Linked DNA regions of Homo sapiens: all the other regions are linked to region 1. Evidence: chromatin contacts called from ENCODE Hi-C or POLR2A ChIA-PET data. All regions are on one chromosome and are shown on one strand. The core of a region is the stretch at or near the end of the contact, and the rest is flanking DNA. Distances in the headings are between cores, read along the strand shown. Region 1 holds the start of PPP4R3A (protein phosphatase 4 regulatory subunit 3A). Region 2 holds the start of UBR7 (ubiquitin protein ligase E3 component n-recognin 7). Region 3 holds the start of LYSET (lysosomal enzyme trafficking factor). Region 4 holds the start of NRDE2 (NRDE-2, necessary for RNA interference, domain containing).

Region 1 (3,139 bases), core at 168-2,667:
ACAAATTTAATTAATTAACTGGCAGTGGTGCTGCGCACCTGTGGTCCCAGCTACTTGGGAGGCTGAGATGGGAGAATCGCTTCAGCCCAGGAGGTTGAAGCTGCAGTGAGCTGAGACTGAGCCACTGCACTTCAGGATGGGTGACAGAGAGACCCTGTCTCAAAAAAAATTTTTTTTCAATAAAATCTAAACGTAGATATTTCTGATGAAAATTTAGTATCCCAACAGAGACTTGCTGGAAGGACAAAATATATCACATTTTTAAGACATTGTACGTATATCTCATTAGTAATTTGATTATTGAAATAACTTTTGAAAATACCGCACTAAAACGTTAACACTAATTTCACCAGTTTCTTCGTACTTTTTGTGGCTACTGCAAAATTTAAAGTTATGTGTGTGGCTGCATTATATTCCGAGCGGACAAGCCCGACCTGGCAAGGCCTGGCAAATGGTAAAAGCCACCAAAATGGTGGCATATGAGCTGCATGATAGGAACGAGAATGATATTCCTTTGTGAAGATCAACAATACTTGACATCAAGTAGGTCTTCAAAACACAGGACTACCTAATGCTGAGAATTACTCCTCCCGATTACACAGTGTCGCATTTGTTTTTGTGAGCGCCTTAAGTTCCTTTTCCGACAAGAAAGGCTGGCAGACAGTTCTGATAGGGATGAAGGAATGGAGCACTTGGGGCTTGCCTAGGCTGTAAGGTGAAGTTTTAGAATTGTCACTTGGAACTCGGTCCCACGCCCAGAAATCGCAAACAGTCCCAAGTTTCCACACTGGCCACGCCAGTCCGCGACCCACGGCGGCTCCCAAGGCTGCGCCGACCTAGGCGCCCACACCCGCGACCTTCCCCGGAAGCGTTTCCATTTCATTCCCTCAAGTCCGCAAGGCGCCGGGTGGGTCCCGAGCGCCCGACTCAGCCATAAAGGCGGCCCCGGGAAAACGCTCTCGGAAGCGGGTAGGGGCCCAGGCCCACGCTGCCCGGCGTCCGCAGGCCAGGGGCAGGGGCAGAGGCAGGGACGGGGCAGGAACAAGGGAAGGTGGCGGCGGGCGGAGGCGAGGCCGAAGCGCCGGGGCCCGCGGGCAGAGGCCGCAAACGTATCCACGCCCCTCGTGCATCCTGGAGCGGGGCTGATGACGAACACAGGGCGCGACGGACGCACACACCGCCCAGCGCTCGCACGACGGTGCGTGCAAGGAGGCGGGAGGGAGCCTCGGGCTGTCACCGGCGCAATCTGCGTCCCGCCTCCTCCGCTCCCTGCGCTCCCGCCACCTCGGCAACTCCGCGCCCGCCTCCCGCCTCCGTCGGAAGCCTCCGCCGCAGTAAGGCTCCCGGTCTCGCTGCTGTCTCTTTAAATGGTGGGGCTACGAGCCGCCCCTGCAGCTGCTCCCTGGGTGGCCCCGCGCGCCGCTTTTGAGGGGCGAACCAAGATGGCGGCGGTTTTGGCTGTGTGAGGAAGACGGAAGAGACGGCGGCGGAGGGAAACCGACTTCCACTAGTCCGGGTCGCTTGGGCGGCCGGGGGCCCTCAGAGTCTCCCGGGCAGTGGTAGCAGTTGCAGCAGGATCAGGCGCCTGTCGGCTTCTGACGTTTAAAACAGGGGGAGCGGAAGGGAGCCACTGGCCGCGGTGGCAGGGCCAGGTATAAGGAAGGAAAATATGGCGGCGGCGGCGGCGGCCTGAGGAGGCGGCGGCGGCGCGGGAAGCTGCTTCGCGGAGATCATGGCGGAGGCGGGAGCAGGGCAGTGACGGGAGCCCCGAGTTCCTAGCGCTGCGGGGCGGGAGGCTACGAAGCGCTGCGCGGCCCCCTCGGGGCTGCCGGGCGCCGGGCTCGCCAGGCCTGGACAATAGCGCCGGGGAGCCGGAGGCGAGGAAAGGCGGCGGCCCAGAGCTCGGTCCCTGGAGCGGGCCATGCAGGCGGCGGCGCGGCCCCGCGGCGCCCAGCGGCGGCAGTGAGGCCGGGGAGCCCTCCGCTCGCGGGCGCCCTCACGCCTCGCCCCTCGCCTCTCCAGGGCCCCTTTCCTGGGCGTCTACTGGCGGGGCCCCCGCCCCGGTTCCCGGGCGGCACGATGACCGACACCCGGCGGCGGGTGAAGGTGTACACGCTCAACGAGGACCGGCAGTGGGACGACCGGGGCACCGGGCATGTGTCGTCTGGCTACGTGGAGCGGCTGAAGGGCATGTCCCTGCTTGTCAGGGCTGAGAGCGACGGTAAGTGAAGCCCCGCGCGGCGGGACCCTCGCAGCCCCCACGGCCCTGGGCCGCCTCCCTGGTTCTTGCGGGGCATGGCGCTCGCTCCACGAGAACAGAGGGACGGCTGGGGAGGGCGGCCACCTCGGGGGAGGACGGGCCCCAGGTACCCCAGTCTTGCGGGAGCTCCCCGGAGAGCGCTTGAAATGTTTCCTTTCTCTGAGTGCCTGGTGGCATTTTGGGTACGAGGAGAGCCAAGCGTGTTTGAGCTGTGCCGCCCTGGAGTGTGGAGAGGTCGAGGACCTGAGATAGGGAGTCCGGAGTGTGCTGTTCTTTTGCACTAGAGTGACCTTGAGAAAGACACTGATTAATCCGATCTGCTGCCTTAGTTCACCCATCTGTAAAGCAGGCATGAAACTTTGCTTGGAGCTAAGAAAGTTCTTGGACCTTTCACACTTTGAAGAACGTTTTGCTGTGCTTTTTTTGTTTTTCTTTTTAAACATCTTTTTGCTACATGTTTCTGATCGTGTTGAAGCTTGGCAACACTGTATCTGGCAACTCTACACTAAGAGAAAACGCTTTCCCTTGCGAAGATTTTCGTTCACCAGTGTTGGTTGTCTTTTTTATAGTAATGCAGAATTTTGTGTGTAGCTTACTATATAAACATCTTGCAAAGTTGGAATCATATGAGCTTTTTTTGATTGCTTAAATGGGTGTTCATAATTTGGTTAACAGGTGCAGAGAAGTTGGCAGATAATTTTTAAAACCTTTCGGATCTTCCCTAGTGTTTATGCTTCACAAATTTTGAAACAGCCCTCAAGGTTCAAAGACTAAGTTGTTTGAAAATAAGTGTTTCACGTTTTTTCTTTTTTCCACATGTGCTGTTTCATATTTTAAAAGGCTTATTCTCTGTAGGGATTGCCACTGTTTTTGGCGATA
Region 2 (3,139 bases), core at 320-2,819, 1.7 Mb before region 1:
ATTCCATCTCAAAAAGAAAAAAAAAGTGAATATGTATAAGAGGTATAGTTACCTTCCTCTAGGAAGGAGGAAGATAGATAAGGAGGCTTCCGGGATGCCAGTAAGGTTCTATTTCTTTTTCTTTCTTTTTTTTTTAAAGTTCTATTCCAATAAGCCTTTTGCACTCCTAATGTTCTATTTGTTGATCTGGGTTGTGGGAACACGCACACTTTCCTTTCAAGCTGTGTACATGATTTGTGCAAATTTCCGTATTTTTTTTTTTACCACAAAGAAAATATTAAGGAATCCATTTTATAAAGGTAACTACACTTCAAAAATAGTTTACATATAGACATAACTTTTTTCTTTTTTTTTTTTTTAAGTAAAGCAGGGGAAAAATTGTTTTAGTGGTGACCAAAGGTTTTAAAATACCTGGGGCTATGTCTGGATACCAGGTTTATTCAACAATCTAGCACTTTGCAGTGTAAACTAACCTTGGTCAACAACGAGAACTGGTATTATGATCTCAGTTCATACCACATAATGAATACAAGTCTCTCCCCTCATCTCCCCAGTGTTCCAATCCACCCCTCTTCCTAGGTAACCCTTCTTCCTACCAATTCTCATCCTTTGTCAGTCTTCTTCCTACCCATCCTTTTCCATTTTTGTACCTCGAAGTGTAGGGTGAGTCACTAAACACCACATCACACCCCCTCAAACACTTGCTCACTCACAACGTCTTCCAAATGCCAAACAGATCCTTTTCTCCTCTCTCCCCTCCCTTGCCAGAGCCACTTGCTGTTCTGTTTCCGGTCTATTTCCAGGGGAGGGGGGCAGACTGCAGATAGACATGGGTACTTGCTTCATTTTGCCAAAAAAAGAAAGAAAGAAAAAGTACTAGCTAGCACTTGTCCAACTAAATTGCAGAGGAACTAGCTGTCAAGGAGCTCACCGCAAATCCCTATGGATTTGAAAATCTCTTTAACCTGACTCTCCCATTCGGTCCCTAATAAATAAATAAATAAATAATCTTAGGATGGGAAAATCAGGGACAAAGATGTCTGGATCTGAGAGGTCGCGGGGTGGTTTCGTGAAAAGCAGTGGTGCACCAAGAAGAGGCTGGAGAGGACGGACAGAGCAGCTGCTCCAGGGCCCTTCCTGGCGGGCCGGACAGAGTTGGAGACAGGGGAGAGGGGGGCCCCTGCTGGACACAGGCTGAAGGGGGCCCAGGAGGTTGGGGTTAAAAGGGAAGGGTGAGCTTGGGGTGAGGAAGCGGCAGACTAACGGCGGCCCCGGACCACCACTGGGGAGACGACTGCGGCAAGGCGGGAATAGGGACAGCCGGGCCGGGAAGGGGAGGTTCGGCGGGAGCCGGGGGAGAGGAGGCCCGGGCCGCGCGCCCACCTGAGAGTAGGAGCACTTCTCGGAGTCGCTGCCGCCCAGGACAGCGCACGCCTCATTCTCCAGCTCCTCGTCCTCCTCAAGGACGTCGACCAACGATACCACGGGCTCCAGCTCCGACTGCCGCCCAGCGGCGCCCTCGGCTCCGGCCATCCTCAACTGTCAGCCGAACAGCGGCTCGGCCCCGGCGGAGGCGGGAAAAGCGGCCGTGAGGGGCGTAGCCGGAGGAGGTGGGGCCCGAGTGCCAGGAACCAATGACAAGGAAAAAAAGCGAAGGAAGGGGGAGGAGCGACTTCCGACAAACGGATGTCACTCCTCTCCCTTCTCCCGCCTGCGCCGGACGCGGGCTGATTTCCGCCTCCGGGTGGCGCTTCCCGGTGTCGTGTTCTGGAAGCTTAGCGGTCACCATGGAGCTGCTGGGAGAGTACGTCGGGCAGGAAGGGAAGCCGCAGAAGCTGCGGGTGTCCTGTGAGGCGCCGGGTGACGGCGACCCTTTCCAGGGCCTGTTGTCTGGCGTGGCCCAGATGAAGGACATGGTAACGGAATTATTCGACCCTCTGGTACAGGGGGAAGTGCAGCACCGGGTGGCGGCGGCTCCAGACGAGGACTTGGACGGTGAGCTCTGAGACGGTGCTGCAGTGACCGGAGGACGGGGCGGGCGCCCAGGGGAAATTGGCTTGGGGAGCCCGTGTAGAGTGGCAGACTTGGACAAAGTGAGCCTCGAGGAAAGAAGAATTGCATCTAAAAATTTTTGGCGGGCTAGGCGAAGTGGGGCTCACGCCTGTAATCCCAGCACTTTGGGAGGGCGAGGCAGGAGGATCACTTGAGGTCAGGAGTTCCAGAACAGCCAGGGCAACATATCGAGACCCCGTTTCTATTATTATTTTTAAAATAATTTAAAAAATAAAAATTGTTGGCATTTATCACTATATTTATTTGGGCTGCTTCTACTCAAGCGTTTCCACAACTCATCGCTATTTCGTTTATTTCACAAAAAAACGTGTCGAATGCCTACTATTATGTGCCAAACCCTGAGCTGAGCCCTGGAGGAAGAATGAGGTGAATGCGACTCAGTTCCTGCCCTTGTGAAACACAAGGGGACTAGACAGGCAGACACTCTTATTAAAAGTGGAAGTGGTCCGGGCTGGTGGCTCACGCCTGTAATCCCTGCACTTTGGGAGACCGAGGCAGGCAGATCACGAGGTCAGGAGTTCGAGACAAGCCTGGCCAATATGGTGAAACCCTGTCTCTACTAAAAATACAAAAATTAGCTGGGCGTGGTGGCATGCTCCTGTAGTCCCAGCTACTCTACTCGGGAGGCTGAGGCAGAAGAATCGCTTGAACCCTGGAGGCAGAGGGTGCAGTGAGCCGAGATCGCGCCACTGCACTCTATCGTGGGCGACAGAGCGAGACTCCGTCTCAAAAAAAAAGAAAAAAAAAGTGAAAGTGGTTCTGTGGTCCTCTGTAACTGTTGCAAACCCAGACACCCTAGGAAGTCTTCAGAAAGGATAAGACTTTTGAGCTGGGTGTTGAATAAAAAGGAGTTTTATCAGGTGTGAAACTACAGACATACTTGGAAGAGTACAATCTATCGCAGAGTAGGAACAGGTTCCAAAGACTGGGACAGACTTCATTTTATCACGTATTAACTCCCAGAGACTCCCTTGCCTTTCCAGTTTTGTAGGTGCAGTTTGAAAGTAGAAACATGAAGTTTAACTGCATTATTTTTAAAAAATTGCCTCGAATGCAGAAATAGGCA
Region 3 (3,139 bases), core at 640-3,139, 1.7 Mb before region 1:
TTCCTCAATAATTTTTTAGCAATGCCTCATAAGCTGACAGCAAGTCTAGACAGCTGGCTTAGCTGCAATAGAATGAATCGGTGTTTTAAGTGTGAAGAATTTTAAAGCAAGCCAAGTAATTGTATAAAATTTAAATTTTATGATCATGTCTGGACCTTTTTACACTTAACACAATGGAAATGTTCATATTCATTTTTTTCCCCAAAGGAAAAATTTCTGAATCATCACTATGTTGCACAGTAGAATAGAAATATGAATTCAGGTACTTAGTCAAGTTTCTAAAGAATGCAAATAACAGACATGATTTAACTTCCAAAATCTGAAGTCATCAACATGATTTTGTAGTACTCTATCTCAGGTTTTACCTAAAAATTCGTTATTATTCAGATAAAGATAGCTCCCTAATCACATGTTTTTAAAAAGCCTCTGCCCCACGACAACTTCCTGAGATCTGTGAAGAAACTGCAGTCTTGTGATCAGACTCCATATAGGACTGGCAGTTTTGTAATCGTAGGGAAAAAACGGTGACTGATTTTACGTGTCAATCAGTTGTAGTCTGCTGATCTGATTAGAAGCCTTGACAAATGCCTGGTGGCGATTGCAAATAACTGCCAAGCATATAGGGATGATACAGTAGCCCACTGTTTTGGGATCAGCTCTTGTACAAGAGTATAGGAACAAAAACATCTGTAAGTAAGGTACCAGAAAAATAACTGTCCACACCCAAAAAGGCAAGGAGAGTAATTGAGCTTTCAAGGAGTGTGTCCATGTGGTTCCTTCAAGGGGCTCCTCAGGGTGCTGTTGAATGTGTTCCAAGGCCAGCCTGTTGTAAGTCTCACTGATTTCAAAAACATAGTAAAATGCTGCTGCACTGGCTAACAGATACAATCCCACTCCAATCCATCCCATCCGCTGACGGAAGTTCATCATTCTCCATGCTCTGTGCCTTCAAATTAAAAAAGAAAATACAATTAGGGTCTAGTAATGCTGTCACGGCAACTACTCCAAATGTACTTGCTTTATCTCCAAGAATTCTAGGCCGGGCGCGGTGGCTCGCGCCTGTAATCCCAGCACTTTGGGAGGCTGAGGCGGGTGGATCACGAGGTCAGGTGATAGAGACCATCCTGGCTAACATGGTGAAATCCCGTCTCTACTAAAAATACAAAAAAAATAGCCGGGCGTGGTGGCGGGCACCTGTAGTCCCAGCTACTCGGGAGGCTGAGGCAGGAGAATGGCGTGAACCCAGGAGGCAGAGCTTGCAGAGAGCCGAGATCACGCCACTGCACTCCAGCCTGGGCGACAGAGCGAGACTCTGTCTAATTAAAAAAAAAAAAAAAGAATTCTAAAATATCCCACTAACACACTTAAGATTTAAAATAATTAAATTAAACACCTATTAAGAAATGTAAAACTTACAGGTTGTTTTGTGTAATACTTACAATCAAGTAAAACAACACACACAAAAAAACAAAAAACCATTGATTTCAGTATATACTGAGTTCTGCTTTTTAACGGGAATCCCTCAGAATAAATCACTGCATCCTACTTAAACAGGTCCATAATACCCGCCCTCCAGAAACTGGAATTAAACTAGTTTCTCACAGCACATTTCACTTTGACAGGTGAAACACTTTCTGGCATAACAGTACTGCTTCAGACGTGAACGCGGGGTGCTACAAGTCAAGCCCCCAAGTTAAGACAGTAACTCCTAAGCACTTACAATGGTCCCGAAAATCTTCCTGTTCCCACGGCAAGCGTTAAAGAGTCACTCAGCTCTGAATAATCGGGTGGCTTTGGCATTTCAGAGAAAGCCAACATAAAATAAATCCCCTGGGTCACCCGGCTAGGAGAAAGGTGAGCGCCGCCAGCCTGGAGCACCAGCTACTAGTGATTAAGAACGGCGTGACTGCGGCGGGTCACGCGCGGCCCGGCCCCCGTCGCCGCCGCCGGAGACCCGCTCTGAGAACCTGACCCGGCAGGGAGGCGTCCCCGCCACTTGGGCCTCCGGGCGGCCGGCCCCGCCCCCTGCCGCGCTGCAGCGCCGGCACGCCGCGACCAAGGCTGCGCAGGCGGCGCCAGGCCCGGGCCTCGCCGCCTTGCAGCGCCGCGAGCCCAGCGCCCGTCAGCGGTCGCCGGCGGAGCCTGCTTGCAAAGCTGAGGTCCCGGATCTCACCTTCCTGTCCCGTGGTGGCCAGCCCGCCCGCCGTCCCGGATGCCGCCGCAGTCGGAGCTTCCGGCTCGGGCCGGAAGCGCGCGCGCCCCGCCCCCGAGGCCCGCCCCTCATGACGTCAGATCGCCCCCGCCCGCCGCGCAGCTTCCCCGAGCGAGACCAAAACAGGTGGAATCCGGGCTGGAGCCGGAGCTCCGGCGGCGCGGGTGGCGGCACGTCCCTCCAGGTGGGTGGCTCTCTGGGTCTGGCGACTCAGCGCTCCTCAGCCTTGCCCCCTGGTGCCCGCTCGCGACTGTCATCGCCCCATCACTTCTCGTTGCAGACAGTACCACAGGCACCTGGAGTACCGGCATCGGTCGCTGTGGCCCCCGAGTGTCCGTCAGAGCCTAGGGGAGCCTGCCCTCCCGCGCCTCGTCGGGGCCCGGCCAGGCACCTTGGCCGCCGGCGCACGGACGCGGGCACGAGCACTAGATCACGGTGAGTGGAAGCGGGCCCGACGCGGCCCTGCAGGCCCGACATCCGCCAGGCACCAGGGCTGGGAGGGGTGAGGGGCGCGCGCCGCAGTGCGGCTGCCCTGGCGTCGCCGCTGGGGGCAGGGCGCGCGGGGCTTGGGGCCTGCACGCTTGCCCTGGACGTTGGCACCTTTAGCTAACCTGTCTGCTCTGTCTTGCAGGCTGCTGGACCTCGGCACGTTGACAAGATTTCTCTGGGGTACCGCGGAGGATTACTTTGAATTTCGGTGGTCGCCTGTGGTCTGGCATATTTAGAACTTAAGTCTATTATTTCGGGCACCATGACTTTGAGGCTTTTAGAAGACTGGTGCAGGGGGATGGACATGAACCCTCGGAAAGCGCTATTGATTGCCGGCATCTCCCAGAGCTGCAGTGTGGCAGAAATCGAGGAGGCTCTGCAGGCTGGTTTAGCTCCCTTGGGGGAGTACAGACTGCTTGGAAGGATGTTCAGGAGGGA
Region 4 (3,139 bases), core at 170-2,669, 1.2 Mb after region 1:
GGATCCCAATAAATATATCTTCATTTACCTATCTATTTTCACTTGCAAATATTTCAGTATATATCTCTAATATATAAGAACTTTAAAAAGTAATCTCAGGCTGGGTTGGGGGGTGCTCAGGCACAGGCACCCAGCACTTTGGGAGGCAGAGGGGGGCAGATCGCTTGAGCCCAGGAGTTCGAGACCAGCCTGGGCAACATGGTGAAACCCTGTCTCTATTAAAAAAAAAAAAATTAAGCCAGACATGGTGGTGTATGCCTGTGGTTCCAGCCACTTGGGAGGCTGAGGTGAGGGGATTGCTTGAATCGAGGAGTTCGAAGCTGCAGTGAGCAGAGATCGTACCACTACACTCCAGCCTGGGTGGCAGAAGGAGACCTTGTCTCAAAATAAATAAATAAGGGTCACCTCAGTGACATAAGTACTTTAGTACATCTAACAGAATTCACAAGAATTACTTGTGAATTGCTTGTACTCTGCCTACCTTCTTATTTCTCCATCTATCTTAAAAAGGTCTTTTTACAGTTTGTCCAATCAGAATTATAATGAGGCCACAAATATGTTGTATTTGCTTGATGTGTCTGTAAGATCTTCGTATCTATTACAATCTCCTGCCCTCTTAAAGCCCTTGATATGTTAAGGAAGCACGGTTGTTTTCTATAATTTCCCATATTCTAGATTTGGCTAATTGTTTCTTGGTAGTACAAAGTCTTCTAAGTTGTTCCTTTACTCTCTATATTTCTGGTAGCAAGTGTGATTAGATTTTGGGTGGGAGGAACCGGGGTCAAGAATGCTTCACAGACAGGTATTTCCTAACTATCAAAGACCCTTGAACTTGATGGGACTTTCCATTTTTCCTTGTTCTGGGGTATTTAATATGGTAACCTGATTGAAGTTCGGATATCTCACATGACTTTGAGCCGAACTTGCAGTCGTAATTCACATAATAGCTAACACATATTAAGTGCTTTTCATGGGCCGGACTCAATGCTAGGCCCTTTATAAATATGTTCATTTAATCTTCTCAATATTTTGCAGATAAGGAAAGTAATGCTTAGAGCGTTTAAGTTGACCCAGTTAGCAAGGATGGTGTGAATTTAGGGGTCGAACTGGAATCCCAATTTCCTTAGTCCCTTTCGCGGTCAACAATTCCCTTCTCCGGTTTTCGCAGTTCCGGTTCTCACAGGGTCCCAACCACTAGGAACCCGTCACTCCTCGCTCCGCCCCCCTTGGCCCCGCCCCACCCTGCTTTGCCCTGCCTCTCCCTGCCCCGCCGCGCCCCAGTCCCTTGACGACCCTCCTCTCTGGGCCCCGCCCCTCCCGCTTCGGGGTCAAGCCCCAGAGAGCGCCGCGAAAACCACATTTCCCAGAGTGCACCGCGACGGCAGGGGTCCTCAGACCGGCGCTCGCTCGCCGGCGCCATCCCTATAGAGAAGAACGGAGGTACGGCCTGTGGTCATGGCGCTGTTCCCAGCCTTTGCGGGGCTTAGTGAGGCTCCCGATGGCGGGAGCTCCAGGAAAGGTAAGCACACAAACGAGCCGAAGAAGGCACCTGGGGGGCTTAAGAGGCTGTTTCTCGGGCCCAGGTCTAGACTTTTGCTTTGGATTTGTGTATCCATTTGTATCCCAGAGTTCTCCGCGGCGCTGCAAAGCCTTCTGGGAAAGGCTCAATCCCTCCGAGGTCTGGGGCCCAGAGGCCTGTTCTGGACCAAGGTTGTAGAGTTATGGAGGGGTGGAGAAAGACCAGCAGATGCCCTGGAGCTGGGACTTCTGTACGATGTTGTTAGGTCCTGTTCTTCTTTTCGAGCCTCAGTTACTTCATCTTTAAATTGGGAATAATGATACTCGACATCTCGAGGAAACCCTTGATGCAAATGCAGAATGTTTTTATTACATATTACTTCCTTTCCTGTTATACTTATTTCTGAAATGCTTATTAGATTGGTATTACTTAGCGGCCTAGAGCTAGGGGATTAGTATCCAAAACCTAATCAGTTTCTCTCTGGAGGGGCACAGCACCCAGTGAAAATAACTAACATTTATTCTTGAGGGCCTAGTGTGTATCAGGTTATGGCTTTACACATTTTACTTAAGTCCCAGACATTTCCAGCAGAGCTGCATTGTTCAAAATTGGGGTACATAGTTCATTTAAGAAGTAATTAATCCTGGCCAGGAGCAGTGGCCCACACCTGTAGGTGGAAGGATAGTTTGAGCCCGGGAGTTCATGACCATCATGATCAACATAGCGAGACTCCTGTCTCTTAAAAAAAAAGCCAGGCGTGGTGGTGCACACCTATAGTATCAGCTCCTCAGGAGGCTGAGGTAGGAGGATTGCTTGAGCCCAGAAGTTTGAGGCCGCAGTGAGCCATGATCGTGCCGCTGCATCCTGCCCTGGGGTGGGGGGACCTTGTCTCTAAAAAAAAAAGAAAAAAAAGTAATTCTAAATTATGTGCCATATGTGACAGGGCGCAATTGAGTCTTACCTGTCTGTTATATCCTCTAATATAGTTCCTACACTTTCTGTAACGTTTCTCCTAATTTTTTTTTTTTTTTTTGAGACAGGGTCTCACTCTGTTGCCCAGGCTGGAGTACAGTGGCACTGTCATAACTCACTGCCGCCTCAGACTCCTGGGCTTAACTTCCTGCCTCAGCCTCATGAATAGCTGGAACTACTGGTGTGCACCACCAGGCCTGGCTAATTTTTTTTAATATTTAGTAGAGACGAGGTCTCACTGTGTTGACCAGGCTGGTCTCGAACTCCTGAGCTCAAGCGATTCTCTATCTGAGCCTCCCAAAGTTCTAGGATTACAGGCATGAGCCACTGCGCTTGTCCTATTTCTCATAATTGTGAGTAATTTCTTGTGTAAAATTGTTGTCTTCCCTTACTAGACTGTAATCTCTATCAGGTTGGGCAGTGTTTGTCTATTCATTGTAGCATAGTTAGCCCCTAGCACAGGTCCAAAGTATAATAGGTGTTCAATAAATATTTTCTGGATGTACAGATCGATAGTAGTTACTTAATAATTACGTGTTGCAGGAATGCATGAGTGCACCTAAAAGAAGTGTATAGTACAAGGTGGGATATTACAGATACCATAGGTGAACTGCAGGATTAATTACTTCTTTTTATTTATTTATTTAT

The links. A loop is a pair of places that touch in the nucleus more often than their neighbours do. ChIA-PET counts read pairs that join two places held with the same protein, here RNA polymerase II (POLR2A). Pooled maps may share reads with other maps.
Region 2: a loop to region 1 is called in a pooled map, with 7 times the contacts of the local background. The contact joins the promoter of UBR7 here to the promoter of PPP4R3A in region 1. A Hi-C loop is called at or near these places in 1 of 37 single-sample maps with no recorded cell type and 10 of 50 pooled maps. POLR2A ChIA-PET finds 5 or more read pairs at or near these places in 1 of 52 experiments (CD8-positive, alpha-beta T cell).
Region 3: a loop to region 1 is called in a map of B cell, with 24 times the contacts of the local background. The contact joins the promoter of LYSET here to the promoter of PPP4R3A in region 1. A Hi-C loop is called at or near these places in 1 of 168 maps with a recorded cell type or tissue (B cell) and 9 of 50 pooled maps. POLR2A ChIA-PET finds 5 or more read pairs at or near these places in 1 of 52 experiments (CD8-positive, alpha-beta T cell).
Region 4: a map of gastrocnemius medialis shows a loop between it and region 1 (6-fold over the local background). The contact joins the promoter of NRDE2 here to the promoter of PPP4R3A in region 1. A Hi-C loop is called at or near these places in 3 of 168 maps with a recorded cell type or tissue (gastrocnemius medialis, lower leg skin and naive thymus-derived CD4-positive, alpha-beta T cell) and 10 of 50 pooled maps. POLR2A ChIA-PET finds 5 or more read pairs at or near these places in 1 of 52 experiments (activated T-cell).

Annotation. Positions count from the first base shown.
Region 1 is chr14:91,508,588-91,511,726 of GRCh38, reverse strand. It overlaps PPP4R3A (protein phosphatase 4 regulatory subunit 3A), which reads left to right and starts at 1,417. Exons shown (of 15, transcript NM_001366432.2): 1 at 1,417-2,221. The coding sequence starts at 2,080. RefSeq lists silencers at 1,158-1,357, 1,938-2,037, 2,048-2,107, 2,358-2,407 and enhancers at 1,418-1,697, 1,515-2,165, 2,166-2,817.
Region 2 is chr14:93,205,686-93,208,824 of GRCh38, reverse strand. It overlaps UBR7 (ubiquitin protein ligase E3 component n-recognin 7), which reads right to left and starts at 1,569. Exons shown (of 11, transcript NM_175748.4): 1 at 1,384-1,569. The coding sequence starts at 1,533. It overlaps GON7 (GON7 subunit of KEOPS complex), which reads left to right and starts at 1,760. Exons shown (of 2, transcript NM_032490.5): 1 at 1,760-1,995. The coding sequence starts at 1,788. RefSeq lists an enhancer at 1,664-2,523.
Region 3 is chr14:93,184,067-93,187,205 of GRCh38, reverse strand. It overlaps LYSET (lysosomal enzyme trafficking factor), which reads right to left and starts at 1,889. Exons shown (of 2, transcript NM_001098621.4): 1 at 1,721-1,889; 2 at 1-946. The coding sequence starts at 1,800. The coding sequence ends at 535. MOAP1 (modulator of apoptosis 1) reads left to right here and starts at 2,309. Exons shown (of 3, transcript NM_022151.5): 1 at 2,309-2,396; 2 at 2,493-2,647; 3 at 2,844-3,139. The coding sequence starts at 2,964.
Region 4 is chr14:90,330,221-90,333,359 of GRCh38, reverse strand. NRDE2 (NRDE-2, necessary for RNA interference, domain containing) reads left to right here and starts at 1,419. Exons shown (of 14, transcript NM_017970.4): 1 at 1,419-1,519. The coding sequence starts at 1,456. RefSeq lists a silencer at 1,186-1,335 and an enhancer at 1,486-1,665.